2 separate regions of the Homo sapiens genome follow, and region 2 is linked to region 1. Evidence: read pairs that join two places in POLR2A ChIA-PET (ENCODE). Cell type or tissue: GM12878. All regions are shown on one strand. Each heading gives the region's core, and the rest is flanking DNA. Links, peaks and the distances in the headings are about the cores only. Region 1 has its middle 3.4 kb from the start of MIR4457. Region 2 has its middle 80 kb from the start of MIR4277.

Region 1 (5,440 bases), core at 303-5,302:
ACCTGGTGAATTAGAAGCTTTTCTGCTCTGGCTAATTAGAACCGGCACTATTGCTGTGGGAACACCATTCCTTCCAATCCTATTGGGTTGTTCTTATTTGGACCTTTTCCTGTAATCCAGTCCTTTTTCTGACACACATGCCGACCAGCCATCAGCCACATATCCTGAAGCCCAGTTTCCACACAGTTCACTCCTCCAGTGCTTTCTCAGACCTCAGCCACCTTGGCCTCCCTGGTCTCCAGCTCCATCTCCTCGCCCCAGGGAGACGACCAGGTCCAGCCTCAGGTGGGCACCATTGCCCGGACAGTCTTCCCAGGTAAGCGATTGTAGGCTTGCCGCATTTGGCTCCTGCCTTTTGAGGTTCACCTTCTTTCCTTGGCTGAGCTTCAGGATCTTTAGGGCTGTGATTTCATACATTTTGTCTAGTCTATTGTTGGTTGTGTTGTCATGTCAAATGGGAGGACGAATCCCGTTCCTGTTGCTTCATTTTGTCCAGAAGTGAAAGTTCCTAGAACAAGGCTAAAGATTAATGAGCTCATTAACCAGCTCTAAAGGTATGAAATGAAATATGAAAATAGACCAATGAATGTACAAAGAAACAAGTAATGGATCTGAGCAGAAATTAGTGAAGGAGAAAACAAAATATCAACAATCAGCAAAGCTAAACATTTAACATTTACTCTTCTAAGAAAAACTAATAATAATGAAAATGACAAAAACAGGTCATTCCAGAAAAATAAAGATACAAGTAACTATGTAAGTGATGCAGGACACGCAAGCCCCAAAGTGGGGCTTAGCAGGTGAGGGTTCTTGGCTTCACTCAAGGATGAGCCAGTGGTAGTGTTACCAGTGGAGGTTGTCCAGGTTCTTGGTGTTTTGAACTAAGAATTGGACAAAATCCACAAAGCAATGAAAAAAAAAAGCACAGATTTATTAAAACAAAAGTACACTCCACAGAGTGGGAGTGGGCTCAAGCAAGTGGCCCAAGAGCCCAGGTACAGAATCTTGGGGGTTTAAATACCCTCTAGAGGTTTCCCATTGGTTACTTGGTGTATGCCCTATGTAAATGAAGTAGTGACCCACAGTTGGTTGGCTTGGTTGTGGGAAGCGAACAATCAGAGGCTGAATTGAAGTTACAGCATTATATTCCCATACAAATGAAGACTTGGCCCACGACCAGTCTGATTGGTTGCAGGAGGGGACTCATCAGAGGTACTTTCAATTTTTCATCTGCCACTCAGAAAAAAGGGGGAGGTATTGCAAAGGGAATAGCTTCTGGTTCTTTGGTAACTTGGGCATGGAAAGTTGGGGTTTTCCTTTTGATTTCGTTCTAGGAAGTCAGCGTGAATCAGCCTTAGGTTCCCTGCCTCCAGACCCTATTCTCCTGCCTCAGTAGGGTGGAAGGAAACAGCTGTATGGAAGCAGCAGGGTTACAGGTCAGGCAGTGTGACAGCCCCAGGACTGCTCCCGTGGGGCAGGGCTCCCCACAGGCGGCGCGCTGAGGGCAGGGCTCCCGAAGTCAATGCGTCCAGGGCAGGGCTCCCCACAGGTGTTGTGACAGCCCCGGGGCTGCTCCTGCCAGGCAGGGCTCCTCATAGGTGGTGTGCTGAGAGCAGCAGCTCAGGGCAGGTCTGCAGTCAGGTTTGTACCCACTTTTAATTACATGTAGACTAAGGGGCGGTTTATGCAGAAATTTCTAGGGAAGGGGTAGTAACCGTTGTGTAGTGGGGTCATTGCCATGGAAGTGGGTGGTAACGCCTGGGGGTTGCCACGGCAATGGTAAACACTGGTGGGTGTGTCTCATGGAAAGCCGCTTCCGCCCTGGCTGTGTTTCAGCTAGTCCTCAATTGGGTCTGGGGTCCAAGTCCCACCTCTGATCTCATAAGAAGTTGTTACGGATTGTACTGTGTCCTCCCCAAAATCTACGTGTTAAAGTCCTAACCCCCAGAACTTCAGAATGTGCCCTTATTTGGAAATAGAATATTTGCACGTGTGATTAGTTAAGATGGGGTCATTAGGGTGGCCCTAAGCCAGTGACTGGTGTCCTTATAAGAAGGAGAAATCTGGACACAGAGACAGACGGGCATCAAGGGAAGATGATGTGAGGACACAGGGAGAAGACGGCCATGTACAAGCCAAGGAGAGGCTGACACAGAGCATCCCTCGCAGCCTCAGAGGGAGCCAGTCCTGCCCACACCTGATCTGGGACCGTGGCCTCCAGAACTGAGTTGGCCAATGTCTGCTATTGAAGCTGCCAGCCACAGTGCTTTGTTGTGGCCGCCCCCACAAGCTCACACAGGGGTGGAGAAGCAGACGTTGCCACAGGTGTCACGTAAATCAAGACAGTGCTATGCCAATGTCATGCCAAGGCAGTTGATATTTGGGCCAGGCGCAGTGGTGCACACCTGTAGTCCTAGCACTTTGGGAGGCCGAGGTGGGTGGTGGATTGCTTGAGCCCAGGAGTTTGAGATTAGCCTAAGCAACATGGCAAGACCCCATTGCTACAAAAAAATACAAAAATTGGCTGGGCATGGTGGCTCAGGCCTGTAATCCCAGCAATTTGGGGAGCTGAGGTGGACAGATCAATTGAGGTCAGGAGTTCAAGACCACCCTGGCCAATATGGTGAAACCGCCTCTACTAAAAATACAAAAATTAGCCAGGTGTGCCTGTAGTCCCAGCTACTCAGGAGGCTGAGGTGGGAGGATCGCCTGTGCCCAGGGAGGTTGAGACTGCAGTGAGCTGAGATTGCACCACTGCACTCCAGCCTGGACAACAGAGTTAGACCTTGTCTTGAAAAAAAAAAAAAAGACAGTTGTCATTTTAGGTCAAACGGACAAATTCTTTAAACAAAATATAATAAAACATCAAGGGGAAATAGAAAATCTGCATGGTATTATTATCACAGAAGTTACAAAAATTAAAACAGTAGTGAAAAAAATATCCCACAAAGGAAACCGCAGACTTAGGCGGTTTCATCAGTTGCATCCACAAATGCCTTAGGGGATGATTTTAGACAACAGACAGGAGGAAATGGTCTCAGCCTCACCGTCCGTGGCCACGGCAGCTTCAGTGAGCCAGCCCTGCACAATCAGCTCTGCAAGGTGTGATTGGAGGGAACAGGAAACAGAAAACACAAAGAGAAGCCACCCAGAGGGTTGGTGAGGATACAAAGGGTTTTCAACGCCGCTAGTCAGCAGGGAAATGCACATTTAAACCGCGAAAAGGCTCCACTACACACCCACCAGAGTGGCTAAAATTAGACAGCAGCATTGTGTGCTGGAGAAGGGGTGATGCCATGGGGCTCACATGCCACAGTGCACAGCCAGAGTGGCACAGACCCCTTAGAACACGGGTGACATGTACTGGAGCTCAGCACACATGCACCACAACAGCCATGTCCCCCCTGGGTCTGTGCCCAAAGGCAGGCACAGCCACGTGCATGATTTGATCCGTAACGGCCCCGGTTCGTGCCATGGAATGCCACATGGAAGAAAGTCACAATGAGCACCGCTTGCGACAACACAGATGGACGCCAGACAGAGCCCAGCCCGAGAACCTGGGTACCAGAGCTCCCAGCATGACTGTTCATGTGTGGGACTTGGACCCGGTGACCCATGGGCTGGGTTCACCCGCCTGGTTTCCACTGAGAGGGCCCCGTGGGGCCGGGGTCTGTCTGTAGCCTGACTCGGGTGCTTGGTGCTGGAGTCTGGAAGCATGCAGGGCTTGTTGAGCTGCACGGGGTGCATCTGCCATGACACTGTGTGGAAATTGTATAGCAACAAGTTTTTTAAAAGTGCCTGCCGGCCTGGTGCAGCAACTCATGCCTGTAATCCCAGCACGTTGGGAGGCCAAGGCGGGCAGATCACGTGAGGTCAGGAGTTCAATACCAGCCTGGCAACATAGTGAAACCCCATCTCTACTAAAAATACAAAAATGAGCCGGGCGTGGTGGCAGATGTCTGTAACCCCAGCTACTCGAGAGGCTGAGGCAGGAGAATCGCTTGAACCCGGGTGGCAGAGGTTGCAGTGCCAGCCTGGGTGACAGAACGAGACTCCGTCTCAAAAAAAAAAAAAAAAAAAAAGTGTCTGCCTCTCAGTGCACCAGCTGAGTCCAGCCAGCAGGACAGAAGCCACTGGGACATCACACTGAAGGTTCAACAAGGGAAATGGCAGGATGAGGGGGAGGTGGGCATGTCCCCCCAGACATCCCGGTTCAGCCCCAGAACCGCGGATGTGATCCCACGTGCCAGAGTGGACTCGGTGGCCACCATCACACTTGGATCTTGGATGGGAGATGATGCTGGGTAATCGTCTGGGACTGATGTAACCACAGAGGGTCGGGGTGAGAATCAGGGATATGACCACGGAGGCAAAGGTTAGGGTGAGGCGAAGAAGGCCACAAGCCCGGGAATGCAAGGAGCACAGCTCTCGAGGTGGAGAGCACGAGGAACGGAGCACCTGGAGCCCCTGGAGGGCAGGGCCTGCCCACACCCCAGTGGCCGCGCAGGGAGGTCTGGTCTGGACTCCTGGCCTCCAGAACCATCAGAGAACAAATATGCTGCTTGAAGCATGAAAGCTGTGGGGATGGTGGCCGTGGCTGGGGGACACTCAGGCGGTGGCTTTTCTGGGACCAGTGTCTCTGCAGAGGCTGCTGCTCTGAAAGCATGGTGGGCCACAGGGCGCCACACCCCCTTGGGTCCTGTGCCTGCTTCAGGAAAGGGGTAAGCAGTGTGGTATACGCCAAGACCTCCTCCTGGTTTCCCTCCTCCGCATGGATCACTCCTCGAACACAGCCCCTGCTTCGTCAGGGTTCCGTAGCCTCACCTATCGCAGGCTGCACCCCATCCTTCCTCCAGACCCCTGGCCTGTGGGGCTTACCGGGGCCGAGGCCAACAGACTGATCTCGTTGCCAAAGACCCAACAGCCACCAAACTGGCTTCAACAGGGCTATGTGTGGCAGGTACTTCACAGGGGGACGTGTTCTCATTTTCCTTGGCTTTCTAATAAACTCTGGTCTAAAGAAAATCTCTTCTATAAAATGAGTGGCCAGTGCCAAGGGGTAGAGACAGAAGCTCCTTCTGGACACTGGCTGCTCCAGTAGAGCCCATCCTGCCCAGGTACGGAGCCCACCAGCTGCGATCAGGACACTGCAGTTCCACCGTGGGGGACCCCGGGCCCTCACCTTGTCAGTCCTCTGTTTCAGCTTCGAGGGCTTTGACACAGTCTAAAATCCACAGGTACTTAGCGCATTTCTAAGTCCCACCTCATGATCAATCATAAGACAGGGCTTTGATGGTATGCAGAAATATCAATGAAATCCAAGAGGAAAACAGAACTAAACTCATCGGGATGAATGACAGATAAACCCTTTAAGCATGTTTCAAGTCGCCCAGGTGGAGCCTCTGTTGGTCAGTGAAGCTTCAGGGTTCCCATGAGATGG
Region 2 (5,308 bases), core at 286-5,285, 320 kb after region 1:
CATTTACCAACTGACTGATAGAGAAATGCCTTCCCTGTTGCTGGGATGAGGCACATGACACGCCCCTTTGAAAGTCACTGTCATGGACAGTTGGCATTCGCTCTTCACTGCTGTACCCGTGGCGTGGCTGGGTTTAGGCTGATCTAGTCTGGCCTTGACTCCAGGCTGAGGATGGGAACCATGCCTGCTCCACATGCCTCTCATCCCACAGCCAGAGCCGCCGTTCCCTGGGGCACGCACATCTCGTGGGGAAAATCAAGAGCCTTAGAGGGCAGGCCTGGCAGCGCCACACATTCCAGGCTTCTGCTTCTGCCGTGTCTGTGAAAATCTCATTGGCAGAAGCAAGTCACCCAGCCACGAGCCACACCTATGGGATGGATAAGTCCATCCACCCTCCCTCGGGCCCTGGCAAGGTTGTGGCTATGTCATACTCTTATGGGGGGAGTGAAAAATTGAGGCCCAACATTAAATCACCCACGCAAGAAATGTCAGCCTCTGTCCCCACGCTGGAATCATTCTTCACCAGCCGGTTTGCCTGAATTCCCTTTGCAATGGTGTCTGCAGGTTTAGGCCAATGCTGTTCCCCGTGGAGGACAGAGAAGCCTCAATGGGCCTCCATCTGTTGGGAAGAACAAGATATTAGCTTGGTGCAAAACCACCGCAAGCCCCAGGGGGCCCTTGTGCCATGAGACAGGAGAGGGGCAGAGAACTGTGAGAACTCAGGAAACTTGCATCCCCAGCCCCTCCCGTGCATCCCCAGCCCCTCCCCCGTGACCCCAGCACCAGTCCTCTTCCCCTGCTTGCCCCATCTCTGCTTTCTTTTTTTCATTTTCTTTCTTTCGTTTTTTTTGAGACAGGGTCTGGCTGTGTCACCCAGGCTGGAGTGCAATGGCACGATCTCGGCTTACTGCAGCCTTCACCCCCTGGGCTGAAGCAATTCTCCCTCCTCAGCCTCCCCAGTGGCTGGGACTACAGGTGCATGCCACCATACCCAGCTAATTTTTATTTTATTTTTATTTATTTATTTATTTATTTATTTATTTATTTATTTATTTATTTATTTTTGTAGAGACAGGATCTGCCATGTTGCCCAGGCTGGTCTCAAATTCCTGAGCTCAAGTAATCCTCCCACCTCAGCCTCCCAAAGTGCTGGGATTACAGGCATGAGCCACCGAGTCCAACCTACTTTATTTTTCTCTACAGTACTTGGAACCTTCTAATGTACTAAGGACACGTGTATTTTCTTTCTTTTTTGTCTTCCCTAGAACAGGAGCTTAATGTGGGCAGGTATTTTTGTTGATCTCATTTATCACCCTATCCCCAGTGCCTGGAACAGGGTCTGGCACATGAATGGTGTGTTCTAAATAAATATTTTTAATAGATAAATAAATGAAATATCCTACAAGAGAAAGCTAGTATCTGGAACTCACCCATCAACAGAACCTAAAAGCCAAAGACCTTTAGCCTGTCTCTGCCTCTGAACACACCCAACCCCGGAGGAGCCAGCAGAGGAAAAAGAGGAACAAAGGCGGGGAAGGGAGCAGGTGGTGCCCACCAAGTAAGGAACCCTGAGGCTTAGGCCGAACCTGAGCTGGAGAAGGGACTCATCTAGGAACTGGGTATGAGATTAAAGTTTAGACTGGTCTGGCCTGGATTTTGTAACACCTAAACAAGGGTTAGTCCATTCTTTTTTTGTGTTTTTTTTTTTTTTTTGAGATGGAGTCTCACTGTCCCCCAGGCTGGAGTGCAGTGGCGCGATCGCAGCTCACTGCAACCTCTGCCTCCCAGGTTCAAGTGATTCTCACGCCTCAGCCTCCCGAGTAGCTGGGATTATAGGCGCACACCACCATTCCCGGCTAATTTTGTATTTTTAGTAGAGATAGGGTTTCACCATGTTGGCCCCCTGGCTCACGCCTGTAATCCCAGCACTTTGGGAGGCCGAGGTGGGCGGATCATGAGGTCAGGAGATTGAGACCATCCTGGCTAACACGGTGAAACCCCATCTCTATTAAAAATACAAAAAATTAGCTGGGCATGGTGGCAGGTGCCTGTAGCCTCAGCTACTCAGGAGGCTGAGGCAGGAGAATCGCTTGATCTCCAGATGCAGAGGTTGTAGTGAGCCAAGATCAATGCCATTGCACTCCAGCCTGGGTGACAGAGCAAGCCTTCAGCTCAAAAACAAACAAACAAACAAACAAACAAAAAACCTTCAAATGAATGTAAGAATTATTATTTTTTAAAGTACAGCTTTAAAAATGCCCCTTACAAATACATCAGTGTTATATTAAGGCAAACCCACTTCAGAAGCACAAAGTTAATTTCTTATAATTCCAAGAAATATGTGAATGTTAAAAAAAACCCAAACACCCGAAAAGGGATCAAACTCAAGATAGTTTGTAACATTTTATTGCAAAAAGAAGGGCAGAGAACAGTCTTTTTCTTCGTACCTGTTCACCGCAGTAATTTTTAGCAGCTCTCCTGTGCAAAGAAGTCTAATCAATGAATCAGCGTATAGGCCACAAATACCTTCTCAGTGCGGTTTCACCTAGAATACAAGCACTCAGAAGCACAAATTTAACTGAAGTGAGAAACCAGGCCATTTTGTAGCTTCAGTTTTTCTACCAGTAATATATTAATTTCTTGAAATAGCCTAATAATTTAGTTCTACTATCAAAACAGAAGCCCAATCTGGGAGAACAATTATTATAGAAGTCAAACTAATTTCAATCATATTAGTATACAAATTCATATTAGCATAGCCTAATAATTCATATTAGTAGAGGTGGGAGGATCACTTGAGCCTAGGAGTTTGACACCAGCCTGGGCAAGACAGTGAGACTCCATCTCTACTTTTTTTTTTAAATAAAGAAATTCAGAGAGGAGAAGGAAGTGGATTGATATGTGTCTATCCAAGGACAAATTTTGTGTGCCTGTACATACAACTCAACTATGAACCTTCCTTCACACAGCTCACAATCTAGTAGCGAGAGGGAATTACGAAAACATGAGCCCCCACGATGAGGAAAAAGGCGCATATCAGAGAAAAGAAAAATGCTGCGATGATCCAATGGCAGGAGCAGCACGCATCCACTTTCTTTGTTTTTTTGAGATGGGGTTTCGCTCTGTCTCCCAGGCTGGAGTGCCGTGGCTTGATCTCAGCTCAATGCAGCCTCAACCTCCCAGGCTCAAGTGATCTTCCCATCTCAGCCTCCCAAGTAGCTGGGAATACAGGCGTGCACCACTACACTTGTTTAGTTTTTGTAGAAACAGGGTCTCACGATGTTGCCAAGGCTGGCATCCTGAAGGGCGGGTGGGGCTTCATCCTACAGAGATGAAAGGCAGAAGAAGCTCAGAGCCCAAAGCAAAGGGGTGGAGGACAAGGGCATCTTCAGAACAGAGTGGCTCGGCTGAGACATCCAGTAGGATGCCACCAGGCAGAGGTGTGGTGGAAAAACACAGGGCCACGGTGAATGCTCACATGTGAGGAGCAAACCACCACAGAACACAACAGAAACACGGTGTACTAAATCAGGCTTCAAATCGCAGCCCTGCAACTTCAGAGCTACCGCAGGTAACCCAGAAAGGGAGCACGGACAGCACCGCCCACTGCCTGAGGCTATGAGATGGACCAGAAACCTGTGCTTACTAACAACCTGCCTTATTCCAGAAAGAATTCAGGGAACACAAAGACACTCACAGTACAGCAAAATAAAGTAAATGTGAATCATGTTGGCTGAGGAGAAAGTGAAGAGTCTAAGACTATGTCATAAAGTTTACCTCTACTCTAAACTCTCATTACTGGCGAGCCACCAATCTGACTTTAAGTTTTCTACCAGCTAAATTGAAGAGGAAAATGTAATCAGGTAAAGGTTTATAAGATGCAAACAAAAGAGAACAGCCACCACAGTTTCTGAGAACACACGCAGCTCCAGCTCCAGGAGAAACAGGGTGGCCATCTCCTGGGGCTGCCCCACAGCAGGCGTGTGAGCCCCAAAGCCAGCGTCTCTCAGGGTGAACGGTGACTACGGGCTTCATGGGGCCACACGCCTCCAGTACAAGCTGAGGAAATCTCCCAGGGCAATTCAAGGAACAGGGTCTCACAATGTTGTCCAGGCTGGTCTCAAACTCCTGGGCTCAAGCGATCCCCCTGCCTCGGCCTCCCAAAGTGTTGGGAGGTCAGATGTGAGCCACTGCATCTGGCCCCGCATGCACTTTATAGAGGAGGGCTTTGCATCCTGAAGGGCGGGTGGAGCTTCATCCTGCAGAGATGAAAGGCAGAGGAAGCTCAGAGCCCAAGGTAAAGGGGGGCGCCTAACAAAAGCGACTCCATTGGGACCACAGTGAGAGGGTCCCGACACACAGCTTGGGTTAAGCCAGACACTGATTTCAAAGTATCTCAGGAATGGTGGACTCAGCACCTGTCAGGCAATTCTCTCTCTCAAGCAGTCTCCTGGTAGATATTTAGTAGCAGCTGAAATCAAGATTATGTTCTGACTGACACTTGCTGATGGTTAAAGAGCTATATATGCTTTGAGGACCAGCTGAACTGGGGCAGGACTAATGCCCTCTGGTGAAAATACAGGAACCCAAACACACAAGTCAGAGCAGGAGGTGTCTCCCCAAACCCCAAACAATAATGCTGACCTTGGATTTGGGTTAAGTGCCTAGCCCAGCATGTGAGTGTTCAGTAAGTGGAAACCATCATCACCATCATCAGGTAATGGAAAACCATCAAAGCTTTGAGCTGGCTTGTTAGCCAAGAATAGTAGCAGTGTATTAGCTACTACTAATACTCACAGCTGACAATTACTGACCACTTGTTCCGTGCCAGGAATCACGGAAGCACCTCGCATGCATTTCCTCAATACTCCCTCCCAGTAACAGCAAGGACACAAAACTGGTAGAGCCAGGACTGGAATCCAGGCCGGCCCCAAAGCACTCCAGTGGAGCCTGCCAAGGTGGGCAGGCTACCATACTAATGCGGTCCAGTATTTGACCACCACTCCTAGTTGAGCAAGTTTAACAGAAAACCTAAAACTAAACCTAAAATCTAAAAATTTGAGCAAATGCATAAAAAGCAGGCTGTTAAAATGGATCATAAATCTTGCATCACTCGCTGGAAAACCACTCAAAATAAACGTCTCTGAGACATGGCCTCTGAGGAGGGCACTCTGTGTGGCTCATATCACCTTGCTGACAAACCACTTGAACCTGGGTGGTCATCTGACCATACTGAACAGACGATGCACAGAGCCATTTGCATCCACTGTGGTCAACATTTAGGAAGTTTTAAGCTAAGATTTGCCAA

What was found. ChIA-PET counts read pairs that join two places held together with the same protein. Peaks named below come from ENCODE experiments on the same cell type or tissue, not always from the same donor. Only the 100,000 strongest peaks of a DNase experiment are listed, where the experiment ranks them.
Region 2: POLR2A ChIA-PET joins it to region 1 with 5 read pairs; 3 of 35 experiments call an interaction of 5 or more read pairs at or near these places.

Annotation. Positions count from the first base shown.
Region 1 is chr5:1,310,079-1,315,518 of GRCh38, forward strand. No RefSeq gene overlaps it. Among named protein-coding and RNA genes, the nearest start is that of MIR4457, 3.4 kb to the left of the region's middle. RefSeq lists an enhancer at 2,950-3,019. In GM12878, for the core only: no CTCF peak of the experiment used is centred there; a DNase peak (open chromatin) is centred at 3,093; H3K4me3 peaks cover 661 bases; H3K27ac peaks cover 2,619 bases.
Region 2 is chr5:1,626,308-1,631,615 of GRCh38, forward strand. It overlaps the pseudogene PDCD6P1. Among named protein-coding and RNA genes, the nearest start is that of MIR4277, 80 kb to the right of the region's middle. In GM12878, for the core only: no CTCF peak of the experiment used is centred there; no DNase peak of the experiment used is centred there.